Regions from separate parts of the Homo sapiens genome. Here region 2 is linked to region 1. Evidence: chromatin contacts called from ENCODE Hi-C data. All regions are on one chromosome and are shown on one strand. The core of a region is the stretch at or near the end of the contact, and the rest is flanking DNA. Distances in the headings are between cores, read along the strand shown. Region 1 overlaps LPIN1 (lipin 1). Region 2 has its middle 120 kb from the start of MIR3125.

Region 1 (7,250 bases), core at 3,228-5,727:
ATATGGAGAAACTGGAACTCTTGTCCACTGTTGGCGGGAATGTAAAATGTGGAGCCACTTCAGAAAATAGTCTGAATTCCTCAAAAAAATAAAAATAAAATTAGCTTATGATCCAGCCATTCCAGTCCCGGGTATATATCAAAAAAAAAAACTGAAAGCAGGTCTCGAAAAGATATTGGCACACCCATGGTCGTGGCAGCATTATTCATAATAGCCAAAAGGAGGCAGCAACTCCAGTGTGACAGATGAATGGAAAAGCAAAATGCGGTCCATCCATATCATGGACTATTACTGAGCCTTAAAAAGAAAGGAAATTCTGATACATGCTACTGTGTAGATGAACCTTGAGGACAGTAGGCTAAATGAAATAGGCCAGTCACAAAAGGACAAATGCTGTATGACTCTACTTACATGAGCTACCTTAGACAGACAAACTCATAGAAACAGAAAGACTGATTACCAGGGGCTAGGGAGAAGCGGAAAATAGGGAGTCAGTGTGTGTTTAATGGGTACAGGGTTTCCATTTTGCCACTGAACCACACACTTAAAGATGGTTAAAATGGCAAATTTTATGTTATATGTATTTTATCACAATTAACTTTTTTTTTTTAAGAATTGGGGAGAGAGAAAATTGTATTAACCAGAACTCATTTCAGGAAGCCAGGATACTATTTGGTTAAACAATTTCTTTGAAAGAGAGCTTGGGGTGGAGGGGGCAATCCCTCCCCCAGGAGGCACGGGAGGGACCATGCCCTTTAAGGGACCGGGGTGGGCCCAGTCACCCCAGGCACCTGTTGCCTGGAGGGGTGCAGGCAGGTTAGAGGCAGCCAGGCTCTTCTTTCTCTGCCCTTCCTCCAAGCTCTCTTTGAAATAAATCTAGCACATATGTTTAAAGAATACAAGAATAAACCAGCTGGGCATAAATTCCCAAATTTTACTCTCAGTTATGTTTCGAGTAAAAGGCTGGAGGAAGAAGCTAATTTACCTGAAGAAGTCAGACAAACCCAGCCAATCAACCCACCTCCCCATACCTGCCCATTAATCTCATGACTGTCTTTGGTGTCAGTTTCCTGCTGTCTGCTAAAACACGTGATCAAGCAGTGAGGGGAATATCTGCTTTAAAGAAGAAAGTATCTTAATTACCTCAAGGGTGACAAACGATAAACAAAACCTGCAGAGGACCAAATGGAAGGCTTCAATTTCCAGTGGAACGGCTTTCAGATGCCTGCTATTCACTCACCCCATACCAAATTCCTTTCAAACCTACTGACTTTAATCTCAAAATTTGGCAAGAAATAGCAGCTTCACCTCACGGGATTTTATTTACCACTTGAAACAGGACTCTACAACCCCTAGTTCAAATGTTTTTGATGGAAAACTCAGCCAAATCTTACAAATATCCTTTGGCAAGACTGGGTTTCTCTAACTGTGGATTTTCAGAAAAGCTCTAAGGTTAAGAAACATGTAAGTTTTTTCAATGTGACATCGTCTAGCTTGACCTTCTGAAATAATACAAATTTTCTGAGGTTATTACATCCCACTGGAATACCATCTTTCCAGATACCTCTGGGTTAGAAACTGTTTTATGTTAGAACCAAACAGATAATACACCAAAGAACATAAAAATCTACAAGCGTATTCCACTTAGAATTCTACCTATGACATTAATAATAAATAGCATACTCAACTCGAACAGCATCGATTATTAAAAATAAATATAGGGGCCGGGCACTCACGCCTATAATGCCAGCACTTTGGTAGGCCAAGGAGGGCGGATCACCTGAGGTCAGGAATTCGAGACCAGCCTGGCCAACATGGTCAGGCTCTCTACAAAATACCCCATCTCTACAGAAATACAAAAATTAGCATGATGGTGAGTGCCTGTAATCCCAGCTACTCGAGAGGCTGAGGCAGGAGAATTGCTTGAACCCAGGAGGCAGAGGTTGCAATGGGCTGAGATCACGTCATTGTACTCCAGCCTGGGCGACAGAGTGAGACTCCATCTCAAAAAAATATAAAATAAATAAATAAATAAAGGGATTTGAATTATTTTAGTCCACGCCTCTTAATGGACAATTCAGGAATCTGCTGTTCCACTCATTTATTATGCAAGTAAATAACAATGATTTTAATTCCCTTTCTAGTTCCTTCAACTAGAACATTACCTAAGGCACGTTATCTGGGACATAACAGTGGGTCCATTTTCACATTGTGGGTTTGCTCCTTGGAAATGAAATGATGTCATGGTAAGCAACATCTAATTATATATAAGACTGGCCGAGCAAATGCAAATGCAAAACTGTCTCAATAAATGTACTCTTACAATCCCCGTTTTTGTTCATCTTTCTCACTTGTACTTTTCTTCCTACTCTCCTTTCTTTAAGAACTAAGTGGCCAGGCGTGGTGGCTTATGCCTGTGATCCCAGCACTTTGGGAGGCCAAGGCGGGCAGATCATGAGGTCAGGAGACCGAGATCATCCTGGCTAACACGGTGAAACCACGTCTCTACTAAAAATACAAAAAATAAGCCAGGCACAGTGGCACGCACCTGTAGTCCCAGCTACTCAGGAGGCTGAGGCAGGAGAGTCGCTTGAACCCAGGAGGCGCAGCTTGCAGTGAGCCGAGACGGCGCCACTGAACTCCAGCTTGGGCGACAGAGCGAGACTCTGTCTCAAAAAAAAAAAAAAAAGAACTAAGTGTCTTGCAGGAGTTGAACAATAATTACCCCTCAAATCTGGATTTCCACCTGCCTCCTCCATTTCCTCCCCCGGCTGTCCAGGTATATGACCCCTTCATAAACATGCCCACACAACTCTATCTTTCAGCCTCAACCTTCTCCTCAGCCCTCCAGCCCAGCCATCCAGGGCAGTAGCTTGATCAATATTACTGTCATTTGTCAAGTGGCTGAACAGACATCTGTCTACCAAGTGAGTCTTCTCTCCTTGAGGACAGGGACGAGGCTTGCTCATTTCTGACGCGGTACCTGCCCCATCGCAGGGCCCATCTCAAGCAAGAAACTTTTATTTTTGGTCCCATCACGACATTCCAGAGTGTAAAACAGCAAGATGCACCCACCACCCTCAAAGTAGCTTGGCAAGTCGGGGCACGAGGGGGAAAAGCACTAAAATTTAAAAATGAGAAGAAATGGCCGGGCGCGGTGGCTCATGCCTGTAATCCCAGCACTTTGGGAGGCTGAGGCGGGCGGATCACGAGGTCAGGAGATCGAGACCATCCTGGCTAACATGGTGAAACCCCGTCTCTGCTAAAAATACAAAAAAGATTAGCCGGGCATGGTGGCGGGCGCCTGTAGTCCCAGCTACTTGGGAGGCTGAGGCAGGAGAATGGCGTGAACCCGGGAGGCAGAGCTTGCAGTGAGCCGAGATCGTGCCACTGCACTCCAGCCTGGGTGACTCCGTCTCAAAAAAAAAAAAAAAAATTAGAAGAAATGAAGAAGACAGCAGGAATTGTTCTCTGCCAGAGCATAAATTTCACAAGACAATGCTCCCAAACAAAATTCACTGCAAACAGTTTAAATAAACAGCTGTGACACCTAAGGGTAAGACTGAAAAGCAGAAATGACACAAAATTGGGGGTCGGAAGGCCTGGCTGTGAGTGTTAACTTCTGGCATTTACCAGCTATGTGTGTGGGAGCAGGGTATTAACACAATGGCTCTGACTGAGCCCACCAGGCTGTCATCCTCAGTGGTCAACACAACGACTAGTTTGGAAAGGTCTTTGCTCCTGGACAACACATGCAAAATCTTATTATTGTCATGACCTCCCATAGGAGGTGGCTACAGAAGCAAGGCTCAGGGTTGGCCCTGGATGTGACACCTTCAAAACTGCTCTCACCCGCAGCATCACCACTCCCTGACAGAGCCTCTCAGAAGGTAAAGTCAAAAGCCATTGTTCAAAACCTTCCCTACAACCCTTAAGGACTTAGAAAGGCCGAAACACCCTCCTGGGTTCAGTCTGTGATTGAAGACTTCTCTGGCACTTGCTCAGCTCCGAGTGATTCATCATTTCCTGGAGAGAAGCTACCCAAAACCCACTCACTGCCCAGAGAGCAAACACGATCTGTCACATCTGCCCTCACGGCAGGTGCTTAAAGGGCACCTGTGGGCTTAAGGCACATCCAAGGAGCCTGGTGATTCAAAAGCCAACCTAATATCACTCTGGGATGGGGTGCCCCTTATCTGTGTTCCTGTTATCAGCAGGAAATTACAGCTCTCAGATACAGACCTGGCTGCTGCTCGTGGGGCCAACGGATCATGTCAGGACAACTAAATGACCACCCCTGGCACCCTTCCTCTAGGGAAGGCACTGTCGGCTCCCCAGCTGGGCTTGACAGGGACGATTTTGGGGCTTCCTGCTCACTGCCCTAGCCGCCCTCCTCTGAGCACACTACAGTCAGTGTCTCAGCACCTGGGGACTCTATCTGTGGTCCGCCCAGCACTGGATAAAGTCACAAACATCACGCTGTTACTGGTGTTCGCCGAGATCACATCCACCTTGGAGGTTTACAAGACAAATGAGGATTTTCATCCAAAGCATTTAAAAACACAAAAAGCTTCTAGGAAGTGCCCAAAATGGTATCATGACTAATAAGACTTGCATGAAAATGAAATTGATTTATAAATAGTGTTAGCTTCCTCCTGTAATTTACACTTACGGCAAAGAGGAAGTCTTTTCAGAGCATTGTGGACTGATACTTAACGGCGGTTGATAAGGGTGATGAATTACCTGTGACAAAAGAGGAAGTCTGGCTCAGACTCAGGGTGATACAGGGAAAGGAACACAGACAGAAAGTCAGGCCACCTGGGCAGCAGCCCACGCCCTGCTGTAACTGGCACACACTTATAGGCAGCTGCTGCCCTCTGCCAGGTCTGGATTGACTGAGTCCACCAGCGTCCCTGTGGTTAAACTGTCCTGGCCAGAGTGCCTTGAGGAGCTTCTTAAACAGAAGAGCACAGCTCTGCATCCATCACTACCTGCTGGGAAATTGGGGACTTTCTTGGCATGCCAGGGTTCGTGAGACATTCCCGTCCAAAATACAAAAACTCACTAGAAAAGCTGGAGATGCTTTAAAAGGCCTGCAGGTCAGAGGCCCTGCAAGTCAGAGGCCTTTTAAAGGTCTTTCAATACTTCCTGACAAAAGTGATGAAAGAGCAAAAACAGCCAGCCCTGGGGTCCCGCCACCAAAGCCCTGCCTGTGTTAGGCAGGTGGGAAATTTTGCAGCTCTTGCAGTGAGCTTCCAGGGTGGCAAAGTGGCAGGCGTCTCCTCCTCCAGCACACCCCCACCCTGCTCATCCCCCTCCTTGCCCAGGGACAGGAGGGCGTTCCCATAATTAAGCTCATCTGTAGAACTCCAGCACACAGCAGACGCTCCAAAGCATTCACGACCGCAATTTCATACAGTTCCAGAAAGGACAGCACTGCGGACACTGTCAGGATGAGGTGACAGAGGTCACATGGTTTCTTGCCTCACGATTAAATTAGAAAATTCCACATTTATTCCAAAATTGGCAGAATCCATCTCCAGGCTTCACAAATTGCCAAGAAACGCTGCTTTCTTGGAACTGCCAAAATTCAAAACCCCTGCCACAGCTTTCCTAACCCCACAATTTTTGCCAACACCAGCCACCTCTAGAAGATTAAGGTCAGTTTAAAATGGCCTTGGAGGCCGGGCGCGGTGGCTCACGCCTGTAATCCCAGCACTTTGGGAGGCCGAGGCGGGCGGATCACGAGGTCAGGAGATCGAGACCATCCCGGCTAAAACGGTGAAACCCCGTCTCTACTAAAAATACAAAAAATTAGCCGGGCGTAGTGGCGGGCGCCTGTAGTCCCAGCTACTTGGGAGGCTGAGGCAGGAGAATGGCGTGAACCCGGGAGGCGGAGCTTGCAGTGAGCCGAGATCCCGCCACTGCACTCCAGCCTGGGCGACAGAGCGAGACTCCGTCTCAAAAAAAAAAAAAAAATGGCCTTGGAACAGCTCAAAAGAAAAAATGGACAAAACATATAGACAGTTCACATTTGGCCAATAATATATGAGAGAGATATTCAACCCCATTCATAATTAAAGATACAGGAATCGAAAGAGGCCTTTCAGATGGTCCAAAATCAAAGCATTTCATTAAAACCCCAGGGCCCATGAAAAGTAGGAGAATCAGACATCGTCACTCACTACTAACAGGGTCATAAATGGGGTAAGCAATGTGGCAATGCCCATCTTTTGGGGCACCTATTGGCAAACCCTAGCAACTATACCGCTGGGAACTGATTGTACAAATACAGTAAGATCCGTGTACAAAAACAGTAACTGTAGCATTAATTGTAATAGGGAAAATCAGAAATAACTTAATATCTGTATGACTCTGGCTTAATAAATTATGGGCCATCCACATTGTAAAATGGAATATTATGAGGCTGATAATAAAATGGTAGAGAGGTAGCTCCATAAATATTAACATGAAAATGTATATATAGAATGAAAACAGGTACAAAAATACTTATAATATGGACCCATTGTGGTTTTTTGTTTGTTTGTTTTGTTTTGTTTTGAGACGGAGTTTCGCTGTGTTACTCAGGCTGGAGGGCAGTGGCGCAATCTCGGCTCACTGCAAGCTCCGCCTCCCAGGTTCACGCCAATCTCCTGCCTCAGCCTCCCGAGTAGCTGGGACTACAGGCGCCTGCCACCAGCCTGGCTAATTTTTTTGTATTTTTAGTAGAGACGGGGTTTCACCATGTTAGCCAGGATGGTCTTGATCTCCTGACCTCGTAATCCACCCATCTCGGCCTCCGAAAGTGCTGGGATTACAGGCGTGAGCCACCGCGCCCAGCTGGACCCATTTTTAAAAAATTACATTTGTACATATTTTGATATGCATAAAAAAATTCTGGAATGAGATACATACAAAACAAGATTCACAAGATTCACCCCTGGGGACCAGCCTGGGAAAAGGAGGAAGAGATCTTCACTTTTTATCATAAATACTTCCCATAGTGTTGCTTTCTAGCTTGTGTTTTTTATGTCTGCATGTATTTCATGTCAATTATTAGTAACCTCAGAGAACTGGGAGTGAAGGATGGAAAACTCTGGTCCACTCAGTCTCAGGGTCTCCATCACTGAAACCACTGAGACAGGACAGGGTGCTGGACAGGGGTACTCCTGCTTTGGAGGGAAGGTCAGATGAGTGATCACTCAGCTCCTCCAGCGCTGACACTTTGCAACCCTCAGATACCACAACCC
Region 2 (7,250 bases), core at 3,142-5,641, 1.1 Mb before region 1:
CTCAGTTTCTCTCTGAAAGTAAGTGGCTGGAGACATCACTTCCTTGCCCGGTGGACCTCTCCTTAGAGCTAGCCACAGTGTGACAACTTGCTTCTCCCTGCCCTTAGAGTTTTCGGTGGAAGGGAGAAAGATTGATATTGAAAGAGAAAGAGAAAGCAACACAGAACTCACAATCTTTTTTACTAAATGACATCCATTACTTTCACTATATTCAATTTACAACAAGTAAGGCACTAGATCCTGTCCTTATTCAACAGGATGGGATTACACAAGGGCATAAAAGCCAGGAGATATGAATCATTGGGAACCATCTTAGAGGCTGCCTGCAGAAGACTGCTCTCTGCCTCTCAGTGATTCATGTCACTCCCAAATGCAAAATATTGCCTCTCAAGGTGCCCTAAACTCTTACTCCATTGCAGCACTAGCTCAGAGTCTAGAATCTCATCATTTGGGTCAGGTTCATTTATGTCTGAGACCCCTTCAGGTATTGTTCAGTAAGTACTTCTCTTCAAGTACAGTTCTTCTCAGTCTATAAGGTTATCTGTCCTCACACAGCCAACAGATAATGATGAAATGAACAAGGGATAGCCACCATAAACCCTCTTTTCACAAAGGGGAAAAACAGGAAATACAGAGAAGGAATTAGGATATCTAATCGGGCAAATGGTCATAGTTTGTTAATTAAGTCTCAATCTCTGGGAATGATTATCTATGGCTTTCATCTCTATTCTCTGGACTCTTACCTCCCTGTTCCCAGCCGCCCTTCCTTTTTTGTCAAAGTTAGCACATATTTGAAACAGAGTAGTTTTATCAGCCTGCTTCCTGCCAGAAAACTAATGGGGAATCCAAGAAACACTTTTTGATTTTATACTGGCAATATCCTTTCAGTTCAAGCTGACAGTATTTATATTGTTTTATCAAAAACAATTGGCATCCTGCAAATATCATTGATATTTTCTTCATTAGACAAAAGCCACACCCACAAATCTTATTAAGATCCATATTTTTTTTCCTATCTTGGGCTGTTGGTGAGATGGCTGGGGCGCAATGCCCTTAGGCTTCCTAGAGACCCTGTAGTTCAGTTTGAGGTAGGAGGTGGTACTCAACTCTGGAGGCACGGCTCAGATACTGGACCAGATTGAGGACTAGCTAAAACAGGGAAGAGGCAAAAGCAGCTCTCTGTAAGACATGCCCACCAGTGCCATGTCAGTTTACCATTGCCATGGCAACACCTGGAAGTTACTGCTCCTTTCCATGGCAATGACCCAATGACCCAGAAGTTACCACCCTTTTACTAGAAATTTCTGCATACTCTGCCCCTTAATTTGCATATACTTAAAAGTGGGTATAAATATGATTGCAGAACTGCCTCTGAGCTGCTACTCTAGGCATACTACCTATGCAGTAGCCCTGCTCTGCTAGGATTAGTACCTCCACTGCTGCTGTGCACAGCTGCTTCTATAAAAGTTGCCATCTAACACCACCAACTCACCCATGAATTCTTTCCTGGGCAAAGCCAAGAACCCTCTCAGGCTAAGCCCCAATTTTGCAGCCCGCCTGCCCTGTGTCAAGTTGACAGGCTCTGTGATGTGCAACCTTGATCTCTTCAAATGGATTTTTATGTGATGGATACTTTGAGGTGCCACACTTGATCTTTCAGACATCCTAATGATAAGCCTGACAGTCCCACTTTCAGCCTTACCTGTAGATTACATTTTCCTGGCAGTGCTATGGTTCTGAACTTTGCTTGGAAGCCATGTATTAATTTTGGCATCTTTTGGTGTCTGAAAAAGCTAAATAATTTTTAAACCATCCAGTCCTGGCTCCTTTAAGTTTAATAGTTGTTTCCTCAATTTATCTCTCTCCTCTTACCTTTTACTTTAAATAGCAAAATAAAAACAGGCAATACCTTAAACGCTTTGTTTGGAAAGCTTATTAGCTAAATGAAAAAGTTCATTACAAACATCTGCTTTCCACATAACTTCAGGTGACAGTGTTACTAAGCTTTCTGCCACTACATAACAAAGAAACAAGGATTGCCTTTCCTCTAGTTTTTAATAACATGTTCCTCTTTTCCTTTTGAACCCTCACTGGAAACATCTTCAAAGTCTATATTTGCACTAACAATCTGTTAGTGCAAGCAATTTAGGATTTCTGTAACATGTTCTTCAAAATCCTTTCAGTCTCTACCTTCTGCCTGTTTCTGAAGCCAACTTCACATATTTAGATATCTTTAAAGTGCATCCCACTCCTGATACCAATATCTGTTATTAGTTATCTACCTCTGTGTAAAACATTACCTCCAAACTTAGCTGCTTAAACAATACCTAATTTCTATCTCACATATTTCTATGGGGTAGTAACTAGACATGGCTTGGTGGAGCAGCTCTGACTCAGGGTCTCTCACAAGGTTAGAAACTGAAGTGTCACTGTAATGTAGTTATCTTCAGGCTCAATTAAGGGAGGATCTGCTTTTGATATGGGCCAAATTGTGTCCCCAAAAGGCATATGTTAAAGCCCTAACCTATAATACTTCAGAATGTTACTGTATTTAGAGATAGGGCATTTAAAGAGGTAATTAAGGTCAAATGAGGCCACAGGGTGGGGTCCTAATTCACTATGACTGGTGCCTTTATAAGAAGAGGGAAAGACAGGAGAGGCTCACATGCACTGAGGAAAGGCCATGTGAGAACATAGTAAGAAGCAGATGTCTGTAAGCCAAGGAGAGAGGCCCCAGGAGAAACCAACCCTGGCAACACCTTGACCTTGGATTTCTAGTCTCCAGAGAAAATAAATTTCTGTTGTTTAAGCTATTCAGTGTGTGGTATTTTGTTATGGCAGCCCCAGCCAACTAATAAAACTTCCAGGCTCACTCACATGGCTGTGGGCAGTGATTGTAGACTGCTGTTAGGAAGGGACATTTTTTTCTTTGTTAGGTAAGCCTTTCCATAGGGCAGCTCACAACATGAAACCTGCCATATGTGCATGTATGACAGAGCAAAGGAAGAGAAGGACCAGGAGAGGAAAAGAGAGAATAAGAGAAAGAGAGAGATGAAAGCCAAAGTCTTTTCACAACCTAATATCAGAAGAGATATCTCATTTATTTGCTGTTTTCAGTTAATTAGAAGTGAGTCAGTAGGTCCAGTCAACTCTCAAGGAGAGAGGATTACACCATGGTGTGAATATATGAGGGTGAGGATATCGTTCAGTTTATTGTCCACAGAAAGGCCAAAGTAAACTCTTTAAAAATGGCAATCATGTTCCTCCCAGATTGAAAAGTGGATCATAACTTTCTATGGTCCTCCAATAAAACCAACACTTCCTTTTTCTGTGGTTTTAAGACATGTCATGATTAGACTTCTTGCTCACCTCTTTAGCTTACTAACTGCCCTCCACCATATCACCTTGTTTTACATTTTTATTCTTCAAACATATTTAATTCTTCCACAACTCTGGAAATTTGTCTTTGCTTCTCCTTCTGCTTGGAGAGATCATCCTCAGATGTCCCCAGAAATTACCTCCTTTCTATTAGTCAGGTCTCAATATCACTTCCTGAGAGTGACCTTTGCCAGATATCCTCAGGTTGTTACACTGCCCCTGGCCACTTCTTATCACATTACCTAATTTCATTTTCTTCACTTGCCTATTTACTTGTTTATTGTTAGGTACTTCCACTGGAATATATGCCCATTCTTGTTCAGTTTAGTGACCTGATCCCTGGAGCAGTGCCAGACACATGCTACATATACATCAAACATGCTTGAACAGTTTATGGATGGTCTGAGTCAAGGAAGAAGGCCCTGATGCTAGGCTGGGGAGGCAGGATGACGTTTTATAAGGCCATTTTTGAACCTGGGTATAATATGTTGAAAAAAAGATCTAAAGGCACCAGGAAGCAGGTGGAAGAGTGATTAGTGGGGCAAAACCTGGAGAGAGCCCGAATGCAGAGTTGGGATTGCAGGCAACAGGGGCAATGGCAGTGGGAAGGATGGGCCTTGGCATTTTTTTTAAACCATATTTTATGGAAATATTTCTATATGTTTGTGCCTGAGTATCCCTGGCAGGAATGCAAATAAATATCTACTTTCCATTTTGAATATGACAGGGTTCATGCAATTCTATTTCTAGCCAATTCTGGCTTCTTCAAAAGAGAATGGCTATGCAGACATTGTCATAAACATGGAAGGGACTTTGTCACAAAGAGTAGGCACCTTTATCCCTTTGTTTTAAAACATATGTCCCCATAATTCTCATGCATTTGATACATATTCTGTTTGCATATTTTGAATTCCCAGAAAAATTTGTTATGTCTCTTCACTATGTACTGAGTCATAAATAGTGTACTTCTATAAACACATCAGCAAGATAGAAAAAAAAGTATGAATCGTGCTCCCAATGCCTTGGCCCTGCCACTCAGTCCTCTTAGTTTCCTATGTCTCCTTAAGAGAGGCAACAGAGAAATAAAGGGAGAAAGAGAAGCGAGAGAGAAAGAGAGAGAAATTGAGAGAGAGAAAGAGGCAGGGGAAAGAAAGAGGTTGGTGTTAATTTTGATTCTCTCTCTGGAGTGGTTGTTACCCTGTAGACAAGAATTTTATCCTGGCATGGCATTTAAAACAGGAAGTTTAAGCTACATAGCTGTGGTTTTTTGGCCTAGAATTGGGCCAACCTTTCCTTCCTTTTAGTGACTCAGATCATATACTTTTTAGAGCTAGAAAGAAACCCACTTCAGCCTCAGTTACCTGATCTGAATAAGGAAGTGGTTGAACCAGATAAGGTTTAAGAAACCCAGATCATAAAAGCCTGTGATTCTAAGCATCTGCAAGCACACGTGCACACACACACACACACACACACACAATCAGCAAGGTTCTGCTTGGAAAGCCTTGTGCATGGTACACACTCAATAAACATTTGTTTATTTGATGTTGTTTGATCTTATCTAATACAGCATCATCTGCTTTCCATTTCCAAAAAGGATGTGGATTGTTCAGCTCCTTATCCTTGCTAATTAATTCAATTCCTTCTTTTCATGGACAAAATGCTATGCGTGCACAGAGGAGGGAGGTACGAGTTTAGTAGGGACAGCTAAAAAGGAAGCTCCACAGAAGAGGTGATATTTCAGTCCTGAGGCATAAGTAGAAGTTTGACAAACAAAAAGAGATGAGGAAAGGCATCTGAGGACAAGAGAACAATCTAGTACAAAAACTTGAGGTATATGGGTCTGGTATATTAGGGAATCCTGAAATGTGGGGTGACTGAAGAGATGTTCAGGAAATTAGACCATACAGACAATGGACATGTTTTGTATTTGCCCATCTGCTGTCTGTTCCCCTCTCTGCTAACATCCCTTCATCTCTCTGGGAACTTCTTCCATCCCTCTCAGGCTTGTGTGTTGGGTTAGCCTGACCCCTACCCCCGGTCTCTACAGAAAGATGTGTGTCCCAAGTCCGGCCAGCCACAGCACTGAATCCCTCCACTCTCCAGGTTTATAAATTACTCAAGTAGGACCAATCCTACTCAATGGAATCAGGATTCCCTACTAAAGCAAATGGGAAGGAAGAACTGTTGCTCTGTGGACATCGCTAAAAGGGTAGCCTGAGGCTGTAGGTGGCTATTTTGCCAATACCTGCAGTAACCCCACCTGAGAATACAGCCATCATCACATAAGCAAAGCAGAACCAAGAGAGATTCTTGGTGAAATGCTTTCATCACCTGCTTCAGATTTCTCAAAGGGAGAGCTACTGTCATTCTGGGTAAATTTTTTAAAAATCCTCCTTGGGTGGGATGTTTTGCCCACTGCCCCACCTGCACATCCTTGGCAGATGCCCTGAACGCCACCCCCCACCCAGTTGTGATAAAGCACCCTCATGTGTTTCCAAATAGCCCCTATGGAGATGGCGTTGCCACAGGGAAGAACCTGATCTGTATGCAGTCTTGCCTACCTTGGTAGTTCAAAAGTCTATTTTTTTTTTTTTCAGTTTGGTTTTGGTTTGGCAGCTTGAACTGGGTTTCTGTCACTTGCAAGTAAAATGTTCTAACTACTTCAAAGAAGTAGGGGTCAAATGGTGAGCCTTGTCTCTACTTGCATCCTTTATTATCTGATTCATGAATGTGTGTGTGTGTGTGTGTGTGTGTGTGTGTGTTATCTTGAGAAGCATAAGAGGTAGGCAACATTAATAGTGAAACTAGACAACCCTAATTTGCTGAGTGTTAGATGTCACTTTAATGTCAAAACCCTTGGGGCTAAAAAAGATGTGACAAGGGAAAGTAAGAAGGGGCCCAAATCCCAAGTAACTTGAGAAATTGTACCTTGACATAAAATAAGCTTTAAAACCAAGATACCCAGGCAGGATATTTAAAATATTCATCAAGCAATTTAGCAAGAGAATAAAAATGAACCCATCAGTAAAAATGGATTACAGTGGGTAAAAAATGGGACGATTAGCCCTATATCCAGGAACTCACAGGATTCTCACTAAGGCTTCATTGTTATATCATCAGAGTATCTTAATATAACTTTGCTTTTCACAACAATATCCATTAGAATTTTTCTTTCTTTTAGTAACCAACTCCTTCACAGTTAGTCCAGCACCAAAGGAGAGGATCTTACGTTTCAGGCCAGTGTGATGGTCAATGTTCTTTCATCATTTCTCACTGATTTTGCATGCGGATTTTTCTTTCCCTATGTAATCTACCAGTACAGATAGCTTATTAAAAAACTGATCTTAAGGAGAACAAATGTGATGATGATTAATGTGCACATATATAGTTTTTCTCTTTTGTTTTATCTCTTTTTCTTATTTCTTTCTCCTTATAAAGAAACCCATAGAGTTTTCTTTGCTTGGGAAGCATTAAACCCTGTAATCTCTTGTTTCCTCTCATTTAAAAATGTGTCTTACTACTTTCTCAAAAGAGAAAAAAATAACTGTCTTTTCCAGTTTCCTTCAGTTAGTTGCTTTCCCCTAAAATAATCCATTCACACAAAAGCACTCATGAGCAATATATAATTTACTAGAGATTGCATCGAGCCAGCAGAGGGTTTATGTTGGCCCAGCCAATAACAAATTGAAATCTTCCTTAGACTTTGCTGTGGTGCCACAAATTTTCCATAGTGGGGGCTGAATGGTGATTCTCTCTCTTCCTTCTCCAGAGCCTCTCCCTGCCTTGCCTGCTCTCTTTATTCTATCTTTAGTCTTCATATTGAGAGGTGACAGCATGCCGGCAGCCCTCACTCGCTCTCCGTGCCTCCT

What was found. Hi-C counts contacts between places; a loop is a spot of excess contacts on that map. Pooled maps may share reads with other maps.
Region 2: a loop to region 1 is called in a map of naive thymus-derived CD4-positive, alpha-beta T cell, with 6 times the contacts of the local background. The contact joins two enhancer-like sites. A Hi-C loop is called at or near these places in 1 of 168 maps with a recorded cell type or tissue (naive thymus-derived CD4-positive, alpha-beta T cell) and 5 of 50 pooled maps.

Annotation. Positions count from the first base shown.
Region 1 is chr2:11,751,163-11,758,412 of GRCh38, reverse strand. The region is part of intron 1 of LPIN1 (lipin 1); the gene reads right to left. Among named protein-coding and RNA genes, the nearest start is that of LPIN1, 8.2 kb to the right of the region's middle. RefSeq lists an enhancer at 4,409-4,618. Within about 2 kb of position 4,477, at least 27 of the 41 ENCODE cell types and tissues checked have a DNase peak (open chromatin) inside an H3K27ac peak, as active enhancers do.
Region 2 is chr2:12,854,577-12,861,826 of GRCh38, reverse strand. No RefSeq gene overlaps it. Among named protein-coding and RNA genes, the nearest start is that of MIR3125, 120 kb to the right of the region's middle. RefSeq lists a cis regulatory region at 4,659-4,822. Within about 2 kb of position 4,391, at least 6 of the 41 ENCODE cell types and tissues checked have a DNase peak (open chromatin) inside an H3K27ac peak, as active enhancers do.